Linked DNA regions of Homo sapiens: region 1 is linked to region 2. A link is a loop called in an ENCODE intact Hi-C map of the cell type or tissue named here. Cell type or tissue: IMR-90. All regions are shown on one strand. Links, peaks and the distances in the headings refer to the core of each region. The heading gives the core; the rest is flanking DNA.

Evidence for each region. Hi-C counts contacts between places; a loop is a spot of excess contacts. Peaks named below come from ENCODE experiments on the same cell type or tissue, not always from the same donor. Only the 100,000 strongest peaks of a DNase experiment are listed, where the experiment ranks them.
Region 1: a loop joins it to region 2, with 3 times the contacts of the local background. A loop is called at or near these places in 13 of 110 quality-filtered maps.

Annotation. Positions count from the first base shown.
Region 1 is chr19:31,328,299-31,338,150 of GRCh38, reverse strand. All of the region lies in intron 1 of TSHZ3 (teashirt zinc finger homeobox 3), which reads left to right. It overlaps TSHZ3-AS1 (TSHZ3 antisense RNA 1), which reads right to left. Exons shown (of 3, transcript XR_002958388.2): 1 at 1-9,852. Among named protein-coding and RNA genes, the nearest start is that of TSHZ3-AS1, 11 kb to the right of the region's middle. In IMR-90, for the core only: no CTCF peak of the experiment used is centred there; a DNase peak (open chromatin) is centred at 5,830; H3K27ac peaks cover 2,326 bases.
Region 2 is chr19:31,219,486-31,229,337 of GRCh38, reverse strand. It overlaps a transcript of TSHZ3 not described here. Among named protein-coding and RNA genes, the nearest start is that of LINC01791, 57 kb to the right of the region's middle. In IMR-90, for the core only: no CTCF peak of the experiment used is centred there; DNase peaks (open chromatin) are centred at 4,927 and 5,347; H3K4me3 peaks cover 248 bases; H3K27ac peaks cover 2,027 bases.

The DNA.
Region 1 (9,852 bases), core at 4,863-7,362, 110 kb before region 2:
AGGCCTTGCAGCCTGCTTCCCTGGTGGAAAAAGGAAAGCAGAAACTCTAGGCCTTCCTGCTGGATCTACACTACTGGGAGAGCCCCGATAGTGCAAATTTAATTGGCAGGGATTCTATTAAATATGTGACTTTATTTGGGGTTGCTAATGAAATCAAAGGCTTGTTGTATGACTTACAGTGTGGACATTAATTTTTAAGAATGATGGGATAGAAAGTTAGAACGGAAGAGTTTTTCTACCTAAAGAAATGAGAATCTAGAATTTGTGAAAGGGCTGAATGTTCCTATCTTGCTGCTTCTGGGACAAACTTTTCCCTGACATGTAAAACGCCTGCAACTGCCATGAACAGGAAAGAAATGGAAATGGTACTGATTCACTCATCAACTCCAGGCAACTTTGTGTGTGTGTGTGTGTGTGTGTGTGTGTGTGTTTATTTTGAAATAACTTTATTCGCAGCCTAACACTTTGCACTGCATTCAGCATGACTTAGAATTTACTTTTGGTGTTGTCCAGCTGCTGCCAAAAATTGGGTAGAATCAGATTGGTATTCTTTGTTGGTGCCTGGAATTGTAGCCAGTGGTACAAAGGTGATGTTGTTCCTTGCTGAGACTTCGTGGAAGAAGGCAAAACTTTGATCATCTGCCCTTGCACTTGGGCAGTGTTGAAGGTGATTGGAGTACAAGTGCCAATTTGCAGGAACAATTGTAAACACCTTTGATACAAATGCCATCATCCCATTTTTACTGATTAGAAAAACTTTGCTATTAATAGGTGCAAAGTCCATTTCAGGTATAATTGGTAAGGAACTGAGTGCACTCATGGGAAGAAACCTTGTTTTGTTTTTTGTTCGCTTTTCTTCTTATCCCCTTTTCTCAGTTTTATGGCTGGAGACATGATTTATTGCAGCCATCCATCTTGGGGGCTCATCCATCACACCCGGGTTGCTAGGAGATTGTGGCAGCAGCTGTTTGCTCTGAATCAGACAGAAAAGTTGTCAATCATCAAAGGCAGGTGAATAGCATTAGAAACACGCTATTGTCAGACGGAATAATTAATCAAAGAGAGAAAAGATAATTAAAAAGATATGACCCTTGCAAGTACTTGCTCTGGGTTGCCTGTAAAAAAAAAAAAAAAAAATAGAAAAAAAGAAAAAGAAAGGAAGAAAGAAAGAAAAACTGCCTGGTCTTTTCTAGACACTTAAGCAGCTGAGGGCTGATAAAATATGCACTCTGCAGTGCATAGTTTTTAATTAATTGAAAAAGGTTCAACATTCAAAGACGATGCTGGAGAGAAGTCTGATTATGAACAGAAGTAATATTTATTGTTTGCTTGAAGGGCTTGACACAAAGTTCTAACTTTTTGTTAAAAATCTCTGGCTTTCCTGGCTGGTGAGGAGGCACAGGCTGGGGTCTTCAGGTATCCACTGGTGCCCCGCATCTGTTCCCTCCACTCCCCAGCCCACATTCTTGGCTCTTCCAGAGAGTCTCAGACCCCGAAGAACTGGAGTGAGACCCTGCTGACCAGGATCCGATGCCCTTCTACAGTTCTGGTGGGTCTGAAACTTCGTTCCTTAGATAACCGGATTTTTTAAAACATGAAGATGGGAAGCTTGAAAGACATTCCATGAGGTCCACCGTCAAGATGCTCAGAGTAAGCTATGCATCTCCTCTGGCCTCTTGCCTAACTGGAACATGCTCAAGGACCTAGAGAATCCATCCATCCTACTTCGAATCTGTCTCCGTGTGGTCCCACAAAGTGCACTACAGAGTCCCAGCCAGAGAGCGATAACCTGGCGTCACATTCTGAAAAGGCCCCCAGTCATGGTTTAAAGACCATTCTGGGTGCCCCTTTCAGCCTCAAAAAAAATTGTCATAGTTCAGGAAGTTCGTTCTTGCTTTTTCTGAAGCTAAAATATTCTGGAGGAATTGGAAAATGTATTAAAAACTAGATAGAAAGTGGCATATCTGGAGTTGCTTTTCAGTGAAATATGCTGCAAACCCTGAAACAGATCTACTCTTTTATTTTTGGATACTATGCTTGATTTTCACACCATTCTCTTCCCAAAGAATAGCAGGACTTCTAAAATTAGCAGGAGGAAAAAAGGCTTGAATATTAGAATTCATGAAAAGGAAGAAAGCAACACATTTTTGAGCTGGGACACCGTTTTCAGGGAACGCCAGATCAGTGCACTAGGGACTCCGTCCCTGACTCCCTCCCTGTCACAGCACCGGGGATTTTTTGCCAAGAGTCCCAGAGGAATCTCAGGTGGCTGCACCTCATGGTGTGACGTCCACCTTCTGTAATGAATGCACTTGGAGCCCACGGGGGTGACACAGCTCTGGCCTTTTGGGGATAGAGAAATATATGTAGAGAGAGACCCAGATAAGCAAAAGCACCTGCCAGGCCTGCTGGTACCCTCACAGAGGTCTCACCTGTTCAGGAGGCTGGGGCAAGTGTTCCTTATCAGAACTTGGCCTTTAGGGAAATGAGTGGCTTCGACTTCAGGTGACGATTTGGGTTCTTGAGCCGGAATCTCCTTGGTGGCCTTCTAAGCTCACAAGTCTGAGTGGGAGACAACCAGTCTCTTGAGTTTTCTGAACACACAGCAGTGGTCCTTAAGGTCAGTATTTTCCAGGGCAGTCAGTACCTGTTCTAGACCAACAACGGGGTGTGCTGCAGGAATGCCAGAGATTCCAGTAGATGCCTGACCAGGGCTTGAGAGCTTCAGGTGGATGGCAGTGTCCGGGCAGGGGAGGAGGCCCTCCTGTCTTCCGTGAGACCTGGCCATTTGGAAGTGGGCCGTGAGGGTAGCTCCTCTGTTCCTCAGAGAGAAATTCTTGTAGTTGCCATCTCTCCTTTCCAAATAATTGCTGAGAAAGCGCTTTGCTTAATGTCAGCCAACGCAGTTCCAAAATGTGGCGGTTCGTCGGGGAAGGGCAAAGGAAGAAAGATCCCGTGAATCATTTATGGTAGATTTGTGAATTCACATATAAAAAATGTCAACCTTTAATGCTAGTAAAATTAGAGTGAGATTTGCTCCCTCTTAAAAATGGGAAAACAAGCAATGGGTGAAGAAGAGGGAAAGTCTTTAAGTTTTGAGAAGTTCACGCAGGTCATTTTTCCTGGAGCCCTGGTCAGGATCTTGTGTTTCTTGCTCCCCCAGGTAACCCCTGGCAGCTTTTTGAGTGACTCACTGAACACATGACAGAGAGAGGGCAGGAAGAAGGGATGATGATTGCTTATTCTTTAGAGGAGATTTGGCTTCTGTGGGTGTGCATTTTGGCCAGGATTTCAGCATCTCCGTCCCCAGGTTATGGATTCTCTGACATGGGAGCCAGGCATAAACATAGGTCTCTTATGTCTCAAGGGGGCATGGCAGGATAGAGCCACCACATTCAAAGCCATATGTTATGGTGAGAAAACCTAAGACTCCACTGACCCCCGCATCAACTTGATATTTGAGTGTTCTATCTAAGTGATGTGTATTTGCCTCCTGGAGTTCCATGAGACAAGGTTACCTGGAAGTCATTTTGGTTTTTCCTAACTCAGCTGCCATAGACTCAAAGCAGGCTCAGCCCCCACCCTGCTGGCTTTGCCTGAAGCCTTAGGATGAGAGGGAAAGGCAGCAGAAATTAACCAGTGTGACTCCCTGTAGGTAGAGACATTCCAAAACACTTAAAAGACCTCAGTGCATTGCATAAGACGCAATTGTTATTACTCATCTGCCTAACAAAAAGCTTTTGAAAGGGGGCAGAGATTCATATTTGCCAGAGGAGAAGATGGGTTATCAGTGGTTTTCATGTGGTGAAATGTTCCCATTCCATTTCTTGCCTTTGTTTCTGCTCTGAGGTTGTAGTAAAATGGCTCTTTCACATATATTAGTTAGCAAATACTATGGGTGTGTAATAGATGAGGCTGCGGTGGTGTTATTTTCTCTTGCTTTTCTGTATAAAATCATAAGGCAGAGTGGACCCTCCCCTACGTGACAGTGACGGAGGTTCCTACCGAGATGGTTAGGTGAATAACTAATAGAACAAACACGTAGTCAGCTGGGCAAAGGAAAATAAATAAAATAACAGCATGTTCTTGGTTCTTAGAGCCGTGCAACATGAGCCCTGTTCAAATTGGGTCTTGGAGCTCCATACTTTCTGATGTAGTGTGGGTGGGGAGGGAGCAAGGTATTATTTGGAAACACACGTACACGCTCCTTGTGAAAGAAGTGGAGTATTTAACATTTCTGCAAGGAAAACATCTTTCATTACTTGACGTGTTCTGTGGTAATGATTTTTCAGTTCAACAAACAAGTACTTATTAGCGTGCGTGCGGGAACCTGGCTGAGGTGAATGGCAGGACCATTTTTAACGGGAACGCGCTGGCCAAGTTTCATGGGGGCCTGGCTGGTCCAGGTGGTCCCAGGATGATGGCTCACTTGGCCTGGAGAGGCAGCTCTGGGACAAGCATCCCACTGTAAAGTCCCCCGGGCCCCATCACTGGGGCCCAAGAGCTCAGGTTGGAGTGACATCAGCATGTTTGTTTTTTTTGTTGCAAGCAGAACCTTCCATGGGGCTTCTTTGGTGGTTTATAAAGTGGATCTGCCTGGAGAGATAACACACTCTGCATGCCACGGGGTTGGCTGAGGATTTGCTGGTTCAAGGGACTGTTTGGGTTCAAGATGATATGCGGGTGAAAAGGGCCGATCCAGGTCCCCTTGCTGAGATGGGTCTGGTTTTTGTAAATTGACTTGTTACAGGAGGGAGAGTGTAGGCACAAGAGCTGAGTGGGAGCGTTTCTGCAGGGGGAATGGAGCTGATTTTCACCCAGAGAGGGGCTCGCATGTCCTTGGTCATAACCTCCTGAGTTGGAGTAGTGTTAGGGAGGGCAGCTGCATTGCTCTTCGCCCTCCCTTGGTGGGAGTGGGAGGGAACAAATGCCCTGTTCATGTAGATCTCTCTGAGGCCCCAACTCCCAGACACTTTGAGTGTGGCCTTCACCCCTGGATTTATTTATTTATTTATTTATTTATTTATTTATTTATTTATTTATTGTGAGACAGGATCTCCCTTGTCACCCAGGCTGGAGTGCAGTGGCATGATCATGGCTCACTGCAGCCTCGACCTCCTTGGGCTCAGACAGTCCTCCCACCTCAGCCTCCTGAGTAGCTGGGACCACAGGCACACACCATCATGCCTGAGTAATTTTTCTATTTTTTGTAGGATGGGGTTTTGCCATGTTGCCTAGGCTGGTCTCGAACTCCTGGGCTCAAGCAGTCTACCCTCCTCGGTCTCCAAAAGTGCTGGGATTACAGGTGTGAGCCATGTGCCTGGCCTACCCCTGTTTTGTTTTGTTTTGTTTTTGTTTTTTGCCTTTATTCCTATGAGATAGTAAGTGCACTAGCCACTGTAATTGCAGGCCTGACCCAATATGGCTTTTTCTCTGCTTTGCATTGCATTCATATCACGGTGTTCATAAAATTAGAAATAGCGAGTTGTGCAGCTTTTTTGAAGAACCCCAGTAATCACAGTCCCCTAAACTGGAGTCCCCACCAAACTGAGACTAAGTAGGGATGGGTGATGGCCCTGTGCAAACTTCATGGCACATCTCCGTTCCCCAATACAGCTGATAATTTTAGTGGATTTGTGCCCCAATCACATCTGATGAGGGGTCGTCGGTCATCGTGGCTCCAAAAAATGTGATCTCAGTTTCTATCCCATGACATTATATTCAGTAAGTGAAAATGGCCTTGAGCTTTCAGAGCCCCACCAGCTCCGTGGTTCCCTTCTGCCATGGCAGTGTGGGGAATGCAGCAGTTAACACTGTTTATACATTCCAGGGGTATTAAGCAGTTAGGTTACTGGAATCGTGGCAGAGCGAGTGGGAGCCGCATTCTGGGTTGTGTCTCTGTAATCAATTACTAAACATATCATGAAATTCCAGATGTAATAATAAAGTTTATGATGATTATATTGTCAGGAGGCCGGGAACACACCACCTCATTGACAGCTGAAGGAAGCAAGAGAATCAGCCTAGGTTTTGCCTGTAATAGGAAAAAGGGTCTTCTTTTGCTCCCATCAGTGATTCTGCATACTTTTTGTGAATGGAAACATGCATTTTTTGGAGACTCAGTTAGAGGGGGAAAAGGGAGAGGTTGAGAAGGGAACACCCTTGGTTTTATGGGGGACATCTTCTTCACGTACCTCCTCTCCCTTCCTCCTCCTTGCCCCTGCCCAGAAGAAAGTGCCCGGGGGAGGTGACATCTTCTGCAGTCAGGGAGGCAGGCTTGGCTGGGGCCCAGCCGCTCTGCCCTTAGAAGCAGCCACCCCTCCTTACGAAGGTGCAGCGTGCTCTGGTGTGGAAACATAAAATGGACGTTCTGTGAAAATCAATTGACTGTCCCGGCTGGACCAGACAGCTCTGACACCACAGTAGGTGGCAGGTGGTGAACATAAGGTACCCAGAAACCTTGGCCGCAGTGACACAGTGAATGCAGCCGCTGGCCTCCTTCCTTGCAACACTATTTGTAGTTTCTTCTCTCTGTGCGTCCATGGCATTTCCAGAAAATGCATCTTGAGTTGACTTCCCTTCGTTATGACACAGCACTGCAAGCAGGGTCGAGCTGCAGTTGGGAAGTTTCAGGGCACATTTCGGCCACATCTGCTGGTACCAGTAGGACCGTGATTGTTTTGGTGGTTGTATGAGTGCAGATTAATTAAACAACAGTAACAAAACAGAACAAAACAAAAAAACAGCAATTCGCAGCAGATCTGAAATATCAGTGACAAAGACAAAAAAAATGATAAATAAGCTATTCCAGGCTATGAAAGAAAATTAATGCCCCTTTAACTCATCACTGCGCCAAAAGTAGATAATAAAGTGCTTACTATGAGAGCGGTTTTACAGACATGTTTCCTGAGGCTCTGGTACAGGTGAGCTCAGGAAGGCCTGGTGTCGCTCTGTCCACATTCCCCGCGTGCCCTCTGAATCTCTGATGCTTTGGTTCAGCCCGGGGGTCTCTCTTAGGCCAGGGTTACATGCGCCGTTTCCCTCCTTCAGTCCTTAGAGGGAAGGAGGGGGTATCCCTTTCGGTGAGTCATAACTCTGCCGTTGGGTTGGGCAGCTCTCATGTAGAAGGGAGATTTTAGGAAGCCCGTCTTTGCTAGAATTTGCCTGGCAGGCCCTGCGTTTCCCATTGTCCTTCTGCCACCATGGTGACTGGGGACATGCCCGTGCCTGTGGGGGACAAGCATGCATGTCAGTTTTTGGGCATGTCAATGCTGATTCCTGTGCCCTGGGGTACGGCCCACCTTCTCTCGGTAGAGCTGTGACCCTGCCAACAGGAAGTGCTGGGAAAACAAGCTCCTGACACCTCCGTCTGGGGTCTGGGGTCGCCTTCTCAGCGTGGGCTGCTTCATGACCCATAGGTGTTCTGGACTTTCCTCCCCCCGCCCAAGGATTAAACAGCACTTGGCTCCTTGTTAAAAGCACATTGATGTTTTGAGCCCAGAGGGAGGTGTGGATCACACAGCAGGTCAACAGCCTCCATTTTGCACCCCGCCATTCCCTGTGGCTGGTTAAGGTGGGAGTGGGTAGGGAGGAGAAAACAGAACTAGAGAGTGACATTGGGGCGATGCTGACCGAGGGTGTGACCCAGGCCAGGCCAGGCTGCTGTGGCCACTGACCTGCTCCTCCCTGCACTTCACATGGGAGCTCGGGCATTGGGAGCCGTCAGGCCAGTCCTCAAGGTACGGCCAAGCAGCCCGGAGGCCACCTCCCGAGGCCTGTGCTAGCAGCTCCTGGTCCATGCCTGCCGGTCAGCTCACTGCTCCACCCCTGCTAGGCGTTAGATGTTTCCAGAAGGCCTGAGGGCCAGGCAGGTGAGGGGCTTCAAGTTCACTCAGGGCAGCTGTTGAGAGTTTAGCGAGTTTTATTTTTGCCCCCAAATTTAAAAGTATCACGGAAGGCAGAGCTATTACAGAGAGAAACCAACCTTTTGGTTATCACACAGCAGCTTTTATGAATTAAAAAAAAAAAAAGGATCTTGACCCTCTTTGAAAGGAAATAAAGTAGGAACCCAGTGTTAAGGAAAACAAAAAAGCTGATATTACAGTTTTTATGATTACTCATATCCTAGGCTGGAGCTTGAGGAAACCAGTTATAATGGAATTTCATTTTTTTCTCTTCCTAGTTGTGTGTCTGCGCTCTTTTTTCCATTAGAATGAGGAGTGGTTCATACTTGGTGTGGAAAAAAAACACACAACAATTTTGGCATGTGATCCTTGCTCTTAGTTGACCCAACGCTGATGGGACTGAAGATAGAATTATGCGGCCTTGTAATTAATTATCGAGCTATAAGGGGAACTGTGGAGTGAAGAGAGAAAGGGATGGAGTTACACAGGGCGGTGTTCCTGCCTCTCTCTCCACAAACACCCCCACTCCCAAGTGCTGTACCCAGGTTTAGCTTTGACACCATAAATAATGCATCTTCCGATATTCAGAAGTGAAAAATCTAAAGCCATCTAGTGGTTCATTTTTATTGGTAGCCACTGTATTAGCACCATTTAAAAACACTATTTTATTGCTGTGAGTCTGCAAGTTGCCAGTAGCAGTTCACCAATTTCACCGGTGTGAGGTGAGGGGTAAGATGATGACCAAAAGCAGAGATGCCTCCACTCTGCCTAAATTAAATGTTTGTGCAAGTAAACTTGAGCGTGCCCATTGCCAGGGCTGACCTTATACCACTAAGTTCTTGCAGTGGCCTGGATGATTGTAATGGAGGTAACGTGATATAAATGTAAACTTTAGCCCTGCTTACACAGAATGCACAAGGCAGCGTGACACCTTCATTTCAGTAGTAAGAAATTACCATTGTCTCTTATTTCTTGCTCGGAGCTTGGGTGACCAAGCCAAGAAGTAATTACACAATTAGGGTTGACAAAGCAGTTCCTGTAACATTTCTTTCTCTTAAGTTTGGGTAGCTTATTTCAACTTCACATTTTCCATATCTTTGTCATTAATAACAAATATCCGTTTTCAGTGCAATACATGTGCCGCATGAAGATTGGGAGCCTAGTGTAATTTAATGATGAAATGTGAGCATTTCATTTTCTGTAAATGTGGCTCTTTGAAGTTTAAGGTAGACATCCAGGAGCTCACACGGCCCCTGTACAGGAAGTTGACTACCAACTCTTCCGCAAGTGAGATTGGTGAACAGTGATTGGGAGCCACTCCCGCTTAGGTGACAAAGATGTTTGAAAGGATATGCAGATATGTGACATGGCTTATCTGGAAGGCTGCCTCTTCAAAGTCATCTCCCATTACTATGGCTCCAGATAATTCTTTAATCTTAAATTGTGTTATCTGCAGTATGTATACGGTATTGTAATTAATTGTCACCAACTTAAAATATAATCTGTTTGGAGTTTATATACCATCTAGGCCTGACCCTTACCTAAAGAAGAAAACACCTCACAGTTTCTCTCTTCTTATTTGTTATTGGATATGAAAGGAGAGAGACACTCTCTACTAAAGAAAAATAGACCTGTTAAGATTTAACCCGCCATTCCTTGAATAAGATGTTCTCAGAACTTCTGTTTTGGTACCAGCTAATGCTGCAAACAAGCTTTGAAACATGGATGGCTCAGCTGGGAGGTGAATGGCCTGCAGGAAGGTTGGGCTCCATCAGCAGGGGCCAGTCCACTGAAGCAAGTCAGTCCTGCTGCCATTTGTCAGCCTGGGCTGGCCTTCCAGAGCCCATCCCTGGTGTGGGAGAGGTGCCAACGTGGCCCGCAGTCCCCGCTGTTTTATAGCTGATGCTATATGCACACACCCAAGGCTTTTCAAGGCTCACACTCAGAG
Region 2 (9,852 bases), core at 3,741-6,240:
AACATTCTATTTTAATTGTCGTAGTTTTAGAATCTATCTTAATGTCCTTGCAAATGTTTCTAATCTTTCTGTTTGGTCAAACTTTACTTGATTATTTTATTCATTTATTCTTCCAGACAACATTTAGAATCATTTTGTCAGGTTTCAAAGAAAACTTTATTAAAATTTGGATTGGAATTATAATAGACTTATACACAAATTGAGGCAATGGCCCCCTTACAATGTTTAGTCTTCTCTTTCAGGAACATGCATGCACCCCTCTAATTTTACCCTTCTCATATCTTCTTCTATAAAACTCCCTTCTAAAACCACTGGGTCAGGACAGCATCCCAGTCAGGTAGGACTAATATTACTGGACTCAGTTTCAATCAAATTTGGAACCCACAGGTCTGTTTTGAGGAAGGAGGAGATGGAGAGAGGTTAGGATCTAAGATTAGAGTGGCGAGGTAGTGCATGCCCCTCCTTTGAGAACACTCACTTCCAGGAAGGTTCTGTAGGAAACTTCAAATACCAGGGTCTACAAATGACCCTGCAGTCACTGACCCATGTACAATCCTTCTGTGCAGGCTCTGCTTAACATCCTGGCAGCATTGGTAGAGATTTTTATTTAAAATCTGAACACCACTCTCTGCAATCTGTCCATGGGAAGGTGCTAGTAACCTTCAGTGTTCAAATATCCCAGCTCAAGGAAGAAAGTTTGACCCTAAGCTTCTGATTGAAACACAATAAAGCAAATAATGATTGAAAAATAAGACACATATTCTTGGGAACCATGCTAATATTGTCTCTAATAATTTTTTTTTTTTTTTTTTTAGACAGGGTTTCACTCTGTCACTCAGGCTGGAGTACAGTGGTGTGATCTCAACTCACCATAACCTCTGCCTCCGGGGCTCATGTGATCCTCCCCCCTCAGCCTCTGGAGTAGCTGGGACTGCAGGCACACACCACCATGCCTAGCTAAATTTTGTAATTTTTGTAGACATAGGGTTTCACTATGTTGCCCAAGCTGGTCTTGAACTCCTGGGCTCAAGCAATCTGCCCACCTTGACCTCCAGAAGTGCTGGGATTACAGGTGTGAGCCACCACACCCAGCCTGAAATAGAATTTGTATTGGTGAATTCAGGAATTACAAGAGCTTCAATAATGTCTTGAAGCTCTTAACTTAACTTGGCAATGCTCCCTCTACTCTCCTTGCAGCTCCCCAGTGAAGCATGGCCTTGTGCACCATAAGCAGATTTGAAGTTTAAGAAGATGACTCTAGATGTTCCACGGAGAATGTTAGGAGTGAGAATGGCCATGGGAAGACCCACTGGGAGGCTGTTGAGTTGCCCAGGTAAGATGATGGTTTTATGGACTTGTTGGGGGTCCGTGTGGATGGAGGGAAGGAACCAGAGTTTACACATATGTTGGTCATAAAAATAAACCAATAAGATTTCATGATGGCGCTAGAGAAGGGAAGATGTCCAAGATGATTCCAAGGTTTCTGGCAGAAGAAACTGGATGGTTGCTGAGATTTGAAAGGTGGAGTAGGAATAGATTTGGGGACAGCAGGGATAGGACTGCCTGGAGCTGAGTTCAAGGCATGCTTGTGTAGATCCTGGATGTCTTGTCATTAAGTGAGAGAAACCTACCTCCAACTTTACTGAGTGAAAAAGAAGAGTTTTGGGGTACGCAATATAAAGCCCACAGGTGGAACAGATTTTCAGCCCCTGGTGTTCAACATTGGCATTAGGGATCTCTCTCTTCTTCCCTCCCATCCTCTCTTTCTTCCCCCTTCTGTTGCTGTAAGCTGTGCTTTCACTGTGCTGCCTTTCTCTTCTAGCAGGCTCTCCCTAAGTTTGGTGGCAGAGTTGGCCCAGTCTCTTCAGGCTTCTATTCTATTCTACCAGCATAGCAATTCCAGTGAGAAAATAGGGTTTTTTTCCTCCTCAAATTGTGTCAGCAAAATTTGTTGGGTGTGAATGGTCTTGACCCACTTTTGACTCAGTAACTCTCTTTATACCAATCTGATTCTGGGTAGATCTGTCATATGACCAGACAATTTTGAAAAGGTATTTGGGCTAGGCGTGGTGGCTCATTCCTGTAATCCCAGCACTCTGGGAGGCTGAGACGGGTGGGTGGCTTGAGGTCAGGGGTTCGAGACCAGCCTGGGCAACATAGTGAAACCCCATATCTACTAAAAATACAAAAAGTTATCCAGGCATGGTGGCACAGGCCTGTAGTCCCAGCTACTTGAGAGGCTGAGGCACAAGAATCGCTTGAACCTGGAAGGCTGAGGTTGCAGTAAGCCGAGATGGCACCACTGCACTCCAGCCTGGATGACAAAGAGAAATTCCATCTCAAAAAAAAAAAAAAAAAAAGAAAGAAAGAAAGAAAGAGAAGAAAAAGAAAAAAGAAAAAGTATCTGCAAGGGATAGTTCTCTAAAAGCAAAAAATGAAAATAAGGAAATAAACAGATTGGACAGACAAATCACAGATGCCTATATCTGCTAATATATGTGACCTTAAAATTTATTGTCTAAGATGTTTTTGAGTCTGAAAGGGGTGCTGTGACTACTTATGCCAGGACACCACATGTAAATAGAGACTTCCCAGAGCAAATGAAGACATATGGTCACCTTATGTCTTGAACACAGGGTGTTCAAGTAGAGATGTTGACTTGTGGTTGGTGCTCAGATGGAAGGCAAGAATGGAATATAGGATTTAGAGCGGTTAGCAGGGAAGTTCTGATGGAATGGTGTATTAGTCCATTTTCACGCTGCTGATAAAGACATACCTGAGACTGGGTAATCTACAAACAAAAAGTTGTTTAATGGATTCACAGTTCCATGTGGCTGGGGAGGCCTCACAATCATGGCAAAAGGCAAAAGGCACACCTTACATAGTGGCAGGCAAAGAGAAAATGAGAACCAAGCAAAAGAGGAAACCCCTTATGAAACAATCAGATCTTGTGAGACTTGTTCACTACCATGAGAACAGTGTGGGGGAAACCACCCTTATGATTCAGTTATCTCCTACTGGTTCCCTCCCACAACACGTGGGAATTATAGGAGCTACAATTCAAGATGAGATTTGGGTGGGGACACAGAAACCATATCAAATGGTATGGGAAGAAGTGGAATTGAAGGAGTCGAAAGAGTGGGTTGAAGATTGAAAGGAGGTGAGGAATTGGGGACAGCATCATATGGACACATTGCTTTTTTTTTTTTTTTAAGATGGAGTCTTGCTCTGTTGCCCAGGGTGAAGTGCAGTGGCATGAGGTTGGCTCACTGCAACCTCCATCTCCCGATTCCAGTGATTCTCCTGCCTCAGCTTCCCAAGTAGCTGGGATTACAGGTGCCCATTAACACACCCTGCTCATTTTTGTATTTTTAGTAAAGGCAGGGTTTCACCATGTTAGCCAGGATGGTCTCAAACCCCTGTCCTCAAGCAATCCACCTACCTTGGCTTCCCAAAGTGCTGGGGTTACGGGCATGAGCCACCGTGCCCAGCTGACACACCGCTTTTAAGCCAGATTGGGAAGGGTAAGGAGATAAGGCAACAGCAGGAGGAAAATGAGTGAGAGCAAAGGAAATGAATTTTAAGACTGGGAGACTAGTGGAAACTGTAAGCAAAGGAATAGATATCTGTTGATGGAAACTGTCAGAAGGCAGGAGGGAAAAGGCCCCTCAGGAAGGAGAAGGGCGAACTTCACCTTTGTAACTGAAGGAAGGTGGGGGAGGATGGGGAGGTGCAGATGGGCCGATAGATTCTGTCATGCAAGAAAGAGATGCTCCTGTTCCTATACGATGGCTTCTCATTTTTCCATAAAGTGCAGGACAAGGCTGTATGCCAAGATTGGGGTTTGAGGCCATAAGATGCGTTGAACATGTTGCTGTGGTAAAAGGGTTGGTGAACGAAATGCACCAAGACTGTTGGGCAATGTGACAGGCTGAGATGTGTGTGGCAATGTGAGCCAGCTATGGATTGCAGCGTCTCTGCCAAGGCTGGGGGAAATATATTCAGCTTATCCCCCTAGGCTTGTTTGCAGACCACTCCTTTCATTCCCTGGGACTTCAAAGAGATTGTCACATCTCCACCGTCTGAGGCTGACTCTGGGGCCAGGCTTCCTATAATGCCATTCGGGATGCTCAAATGATCATGCTCTATGGGCACCTGAAGTAACATGGCCTCACTTCTAAATGAATGGCAGCATTTGCATGAAGGAAAAACATTTTTAATGCCCCCTTTTCTGATTTAGGAGGTTGCTGAAGTCAGGGTGCAGTAGAATTTGCCATAATTCACAGGTCTGGCCTCCTCTTCTCCAGAGGCCTCCAGCCAGCACATTGCAGTGTTCAGAAGCTGCTCTTGGGTGCTCAGGGGGAACAGGGGCCCTGGGGCTTCTAGGCCGTACATAAAAGCTGAAGCCTTTGTGTGTTCATCCTGGCTGGTAATTTGCCATTTAAGAAATTCACATTGGACTTTATCACCTCCAGCTCTTGAGCACAATGTCTTTTCTTGATAGAAAGCTGGTGAATCAAATAAAGTTTTTAAATGAAAATATTATAAAAGAAAATTTTGGTGGATTCCCCTTGTTTTATTGTTTTTAATTTTTTCTAGCACCAACATAAAAGGATTTCTCTTTGGTACACAAACTACTTACTGGGGCTGCTGAATAGCAATGATATGATTTAATATCTAGAGTGTCCTCAAGCCCTAAGGCTAGAGTATTAGAATTGGAGGTAGCATTGACCCACCACGTCTGGCTTCTGTGAGGTCCTGTGCCATCCACATAGGTCTGCATGATTAATACTTAAGAGATTATGTCCTGGGAGACATGTATGGAGACATCATTGGAGTGGTTGTCTTCACAGCAAACGTCACTTGAAACTTCCTTTTCCCCCTTCAGAATACCAACGTGATTATGCATTGAGCTGTTGCTATTTACAGATATCTTAGCACAGAGAGCATTACACAGCCAATGACACAGAATTACAACCATCTAGACATATGGTTTGGATAAACAAAGCACAAAGCACAAATTAACCATGGTTGACTATAACTCCCGCTCTCTACTCCCTAGGGAGGGACTTTAGTGAAACTCCCAGTTGGAGAAAGCAATACATATCAGAAAGTAGAGTGCATACAGCATGGTTTAGACAAATGGTAAACCTTATTTAATGCTTTTCATGGTGCCAGAACACAATGGCACCAACCTGTCTAGCAAAAGTTATATCTCCGTGCCAGTTTCCTGTAAATAGTAACTGTACTCCTACCGGATTCCATGCCTGTGTGCTCCAAGGCCAAAGAATGCCTTTCATTTTTCATCACCTTGCTTCTACTTCCTGTGTCCAAAGGCCTGGTTGCCGAGTGCATCTGGATGTTAGAGCTGCAAGGAGTTGGACGCAAGTAGCCTCCTCTGAGTAAACACCCTTCAACTTCCACTGTGGTCCTTCCCCTCACTGAGTGGCCCATGCTAGTCTATAGGGAAGAACCCCCATCACCCCCACCCCCGCTCCAGCTAGGACAGTCAAGGCCTGAGCTCATCCAACCCCACGGGTGCCATTAGGAGTGGGAGGATTCTATTTGCTGGCAGTCAGCATTCCCCCCACTTTCCATATTTTATCTTCCATGAAAAATTCTTCCAGGACAGGAAACTTTCTGTGTGAGGTCCTTGGCCCCATCATTGACACACGAACCTTATAAACTTTGTTTGACAATAAAGAGTATAATATTTGCTTTTCATAATACATGTGCATCGCTTTCCAAAGGAGAGAGCAAAATAAATAAATAACTGGAGTGAAAGGCTTCTACTTGGCTTGAACACTTGTACTGGAGTTTTTCAAAAGGAAAAAAAATCCACAGAACACTTAGCTAAATATATACCTACTTTTTTTTTCTTGTCTTTGGTGACTTTTCAGATGTACATAATGTATTTAGTTCTCCCTCTCTCTGTCACACACACACACACACACACACACACACACACACACGTTATAAGAACTAAAATTAGAGTCCATCATTCACAGACCTACCTGGGAGAAGGTATACACATGAGGCCCCACAAATACAGAGGGCTCTACAGTGTCAGATAAGCCTTAAAGACTTAATATTTTATGAGTTGGTAAACCTTTGATTCTTATTATTTTATTAGCTGACCCTAATATTTTAAGTGTACACCAAAAACAAATTCTGCTCCATGAGATGAGCAGAGGAAAAATCTACAGGCTCAGATGTCCAAGAGAAACAGGGCTTCCATCAGTGTGACAGGGACATGGAATCTCTAATGCCCTCTCAACAGAAATCCTAGCTGCCAACCTCCTGAGCCTCATGGTCATCTTGAGTCAAGGGAATTGTGTGAGATCCACTCAAGTGGCCTTGATGGCTTTCTTCTTGCAAAGGTTGGGCAGGCAGCGGGAGACTCGCTGACCCCACATGGGTATTATTGACATGTCTTCTTGCTGTCATTTTCACATCTCATTTCTAACCCTCTGAAGTGAATAGGGAAGACTACTGAATCACTCTCTGTCATGTTTATATGGCAAAATAGAAATGGAGAAGGACAAGAGACGAGATTCCCAGGGCAAAGCTAATGGACTTACCAAGGCCACTTACCTGGATTCAATAATTCAAATTAACTCCATTCAATTCAGCAAATATTTTCCGAGTACCTCCTATGAAGGAAGTCCCTGTGCTAAGCCCCGTAGAAGATACAGAAAAGAAACTGAAGCTGAAGCTCCAGTCCAGAGGGAGAAACATTTAAGGGTGAAATATTCCTGAGAGCATGGCAGCTGGAGAGGGACAGGAGGTCCTGAAGGAAGGAGGAATCCATTCTGATTAGTACTGGGGAACAGGAAGATGGGAACCTTGACTTTACTCTAGAGCCTTTGAAAGTTTTTCCAAGTCTAGGAAGGTTGTGAAGTGTGTACCAAGTCTCAGTCCTACTTGTCTCTTTTCATCTCAAGAGTCAAGTGAAAATATCTTCAAGCATATTGAAAATAACATCTGGTCACATGCGTTTGACTGACCCCATTCCCATTGTGGACTCCAATATATACTGGATGTGTTTCATTTTGCTTCTGTGTAAAACAGATTCTACTAGCCCATAAAGAGGGATTTTACATTTAGTCTTCTGTGACGTTCATTAGTAACATGTTCCATATGCACTTACAGATGTACATTCTACAAATTGGAATTCTTACAGTCTAGCTATAGATGAAGAAAATTCATGGGAAATCTCTATGAGGCTCAAAGAATGGATGGGAAGGGTAAAGACCCTGGCTTAAAATAGACTGCAACCAAGGTATAGCTGGGGTCCAGGCAAACTCAACCACGTACACTGTCAGGGGACCATGAGCTCCAACCACTTCCTGACCTCATGTCACTGTACTCCAGATTCAAAGTCCTGGGGCTGAAGAGAGGCTGGTTGCAAAGGTCCCATTCTTGACACCTTGGCTTGCAGTCTTACAAGACCCAAGACAGAGGGCGAGGTAAACCTTTCACCTTTCAGAAGCACATTAGGATGCTATTATTGAAAGTAAGGTGAAGGGATTATGAGTCACCAAGCCACCAGGAAGTGCACCATATTTAGTGGGCCAGATACCGTGTTAATGCTAAGATAATAAACTCATGGACACTGAAGCCCAGCGACAGGCCACCATTTTGTGTTAGGGAGTAGACATGTAAATAACTTACCACCAAACATGGAAGAAGAGAAAGCATTACAGGAGAGGGGAGGTGAAGAAGGAACTCCAAGGGAGGTTGGAGGAGAGACAGTGGTTTCTATTCAATGTGCCCAGCTAACCTTCAGATGATATCGTGGTGATGCTGTGGAAGGAATGTGGAGTGTATCTGATGACCTCGGGCACATGGCTGAGGCCGGGAGTGGATTTAGGTCAGCCACCAATTTGACATAAGGAGAACTGCACATCCATGTTGGAGTTATGACATGTGTTTTCTGTTGACTTTGATTTGAAGACACCCCACCACCTATTCCTTGACACTCCTGTGTCTCAAAAAAGTGTCTTTCAAGGTATGTGTATCACTGCACTCATACACATGCACATATCTATTGGAAACCCTGGCCCAAATTGGCTTTCTATCCACCACCAAAAGAATTCAGCATCCTTTTCTTGAGTTTTCATTGCACTTTACCCTTACCTCTAATGCTACACCTGCCATGTTAAATTAAAATTATATTTTGCAGATAATATCTTGTCCATCATGGCATCCCCTGTGTCTGGCATAGTATCTGATACCAAGTAGGCATGTGACAGATGTTGGGTGAATATACATAGTTGAGCATACACATCTCTGATCTTAGTCTTGTTACTGCTGGTGATAATAAACATTTGTAATTAGGCATTTTAACTAGTTTGGCATCTATGCTGTTCTTATGTAACTACTTTTGGTGGATTTGCCTGTTGCTTTCTGTAGCTGCTTCAAAAGGAAGTGGTGCACATTTCAGTCTTCATTGAAATTTCAATCCTGGAGTCATAAATATTGCTATGTGCTCACCAAAATCTGTTCCTTCATCTTTCTGAGCACACAGCTAGACTACATTTCCCAGCCTCCTTTGCAGTGAGGTGTGGTCATGTGACTCGGTGTTAGCCAGAGGAAAGGAAAAGGAAGTGAAGTGCACCACTTCTCAGACTGGCCCTTTAAAAACCTACCCTGTGATCATCCTTCCTTACCTGCCAGCTGAATAGAAAGGGCGCCAAGGCTCTAGCTACTAATAGCCACTAATCATATGTTGCTATTTAAATTTGAATTAATTTAAATGAAATAAAAATGAGAGACAAAGAACTATCACAGTCCCAAGTACTCTTGATTTCTTCCCTTCCCCAACCCAATGAAATAAAAATAAAATGTGAAATTGAAGTTAGATGAGACCCAAAATACATATATAGAGAGACAAGGGGCAGTGAGAGACCTCAGTTGCTGTCTAACTTACAACCTGTCGCCCTTCACTTATTCATCTCTTTACCTTTCTCCTGCAAGTCTCCCATACCATCATGGGGCAACTTTTGGATGACAGATAACTGGATTTCAATCTTGCCTTTGGCATTTCCTTGCTATGTGATTATTGTGTTTTTATTTAATGTTTCCAGGCCCCTGTTCCTTCCTCTTAAAGTTGCAGCCGATGCTTCTCACTTCAGTAATCAGTTTGACAAAAATAACATACACCAATGTGGCATAGTTATAGTTCCTCTTAAATCTATCTCTCCATTTTTATTTCATACAGATATCCAGTTGTTCTACCACTGTTTGTTGAAAAGGATTTTCTCCACCATCCATCCACCTTGGCCTTGACAAGGTAAATGGGTAGTGGGAGAAATCGTCTTTAATTGATCTTTTTCCAAGAGATCAGTTGAAGACTATTGATTAAATTGATCAAATAATCAATTGATCAATTGATCTTTCCAAAGATCAATTGAATATATATATTTTAATGTAATCAAATTCCATATATATTCAATTATATACTTATACACATTCCAGATATATTCAGTATACATTTTGAATATACATATATATTTTTTATATATATACATATATATATCTATACACATATATATTCACTTCTGGACTCTATTCTGTTTGTTCCATTGATTCATAAGCTAATAGAACTGTCTTAATTACTTTCCCTAATTTAAATACCATAAAGTAAGTCCTGAAATGAGATAATAAAGGTTCTTCAATGTTTTTCTTCTTTAAAAAATTAAATAAAATTAAAAATTCAGTTCTGCCATTGCACAGGCCACATTTCAAGTGCTTCATAGCCATACATCTTTAGTGGCTATTGTATTGGACAAGGAAATATAGAACATTTCCATCACCATAGAATATTCTACTGGCCAGAACTGCTCTAGA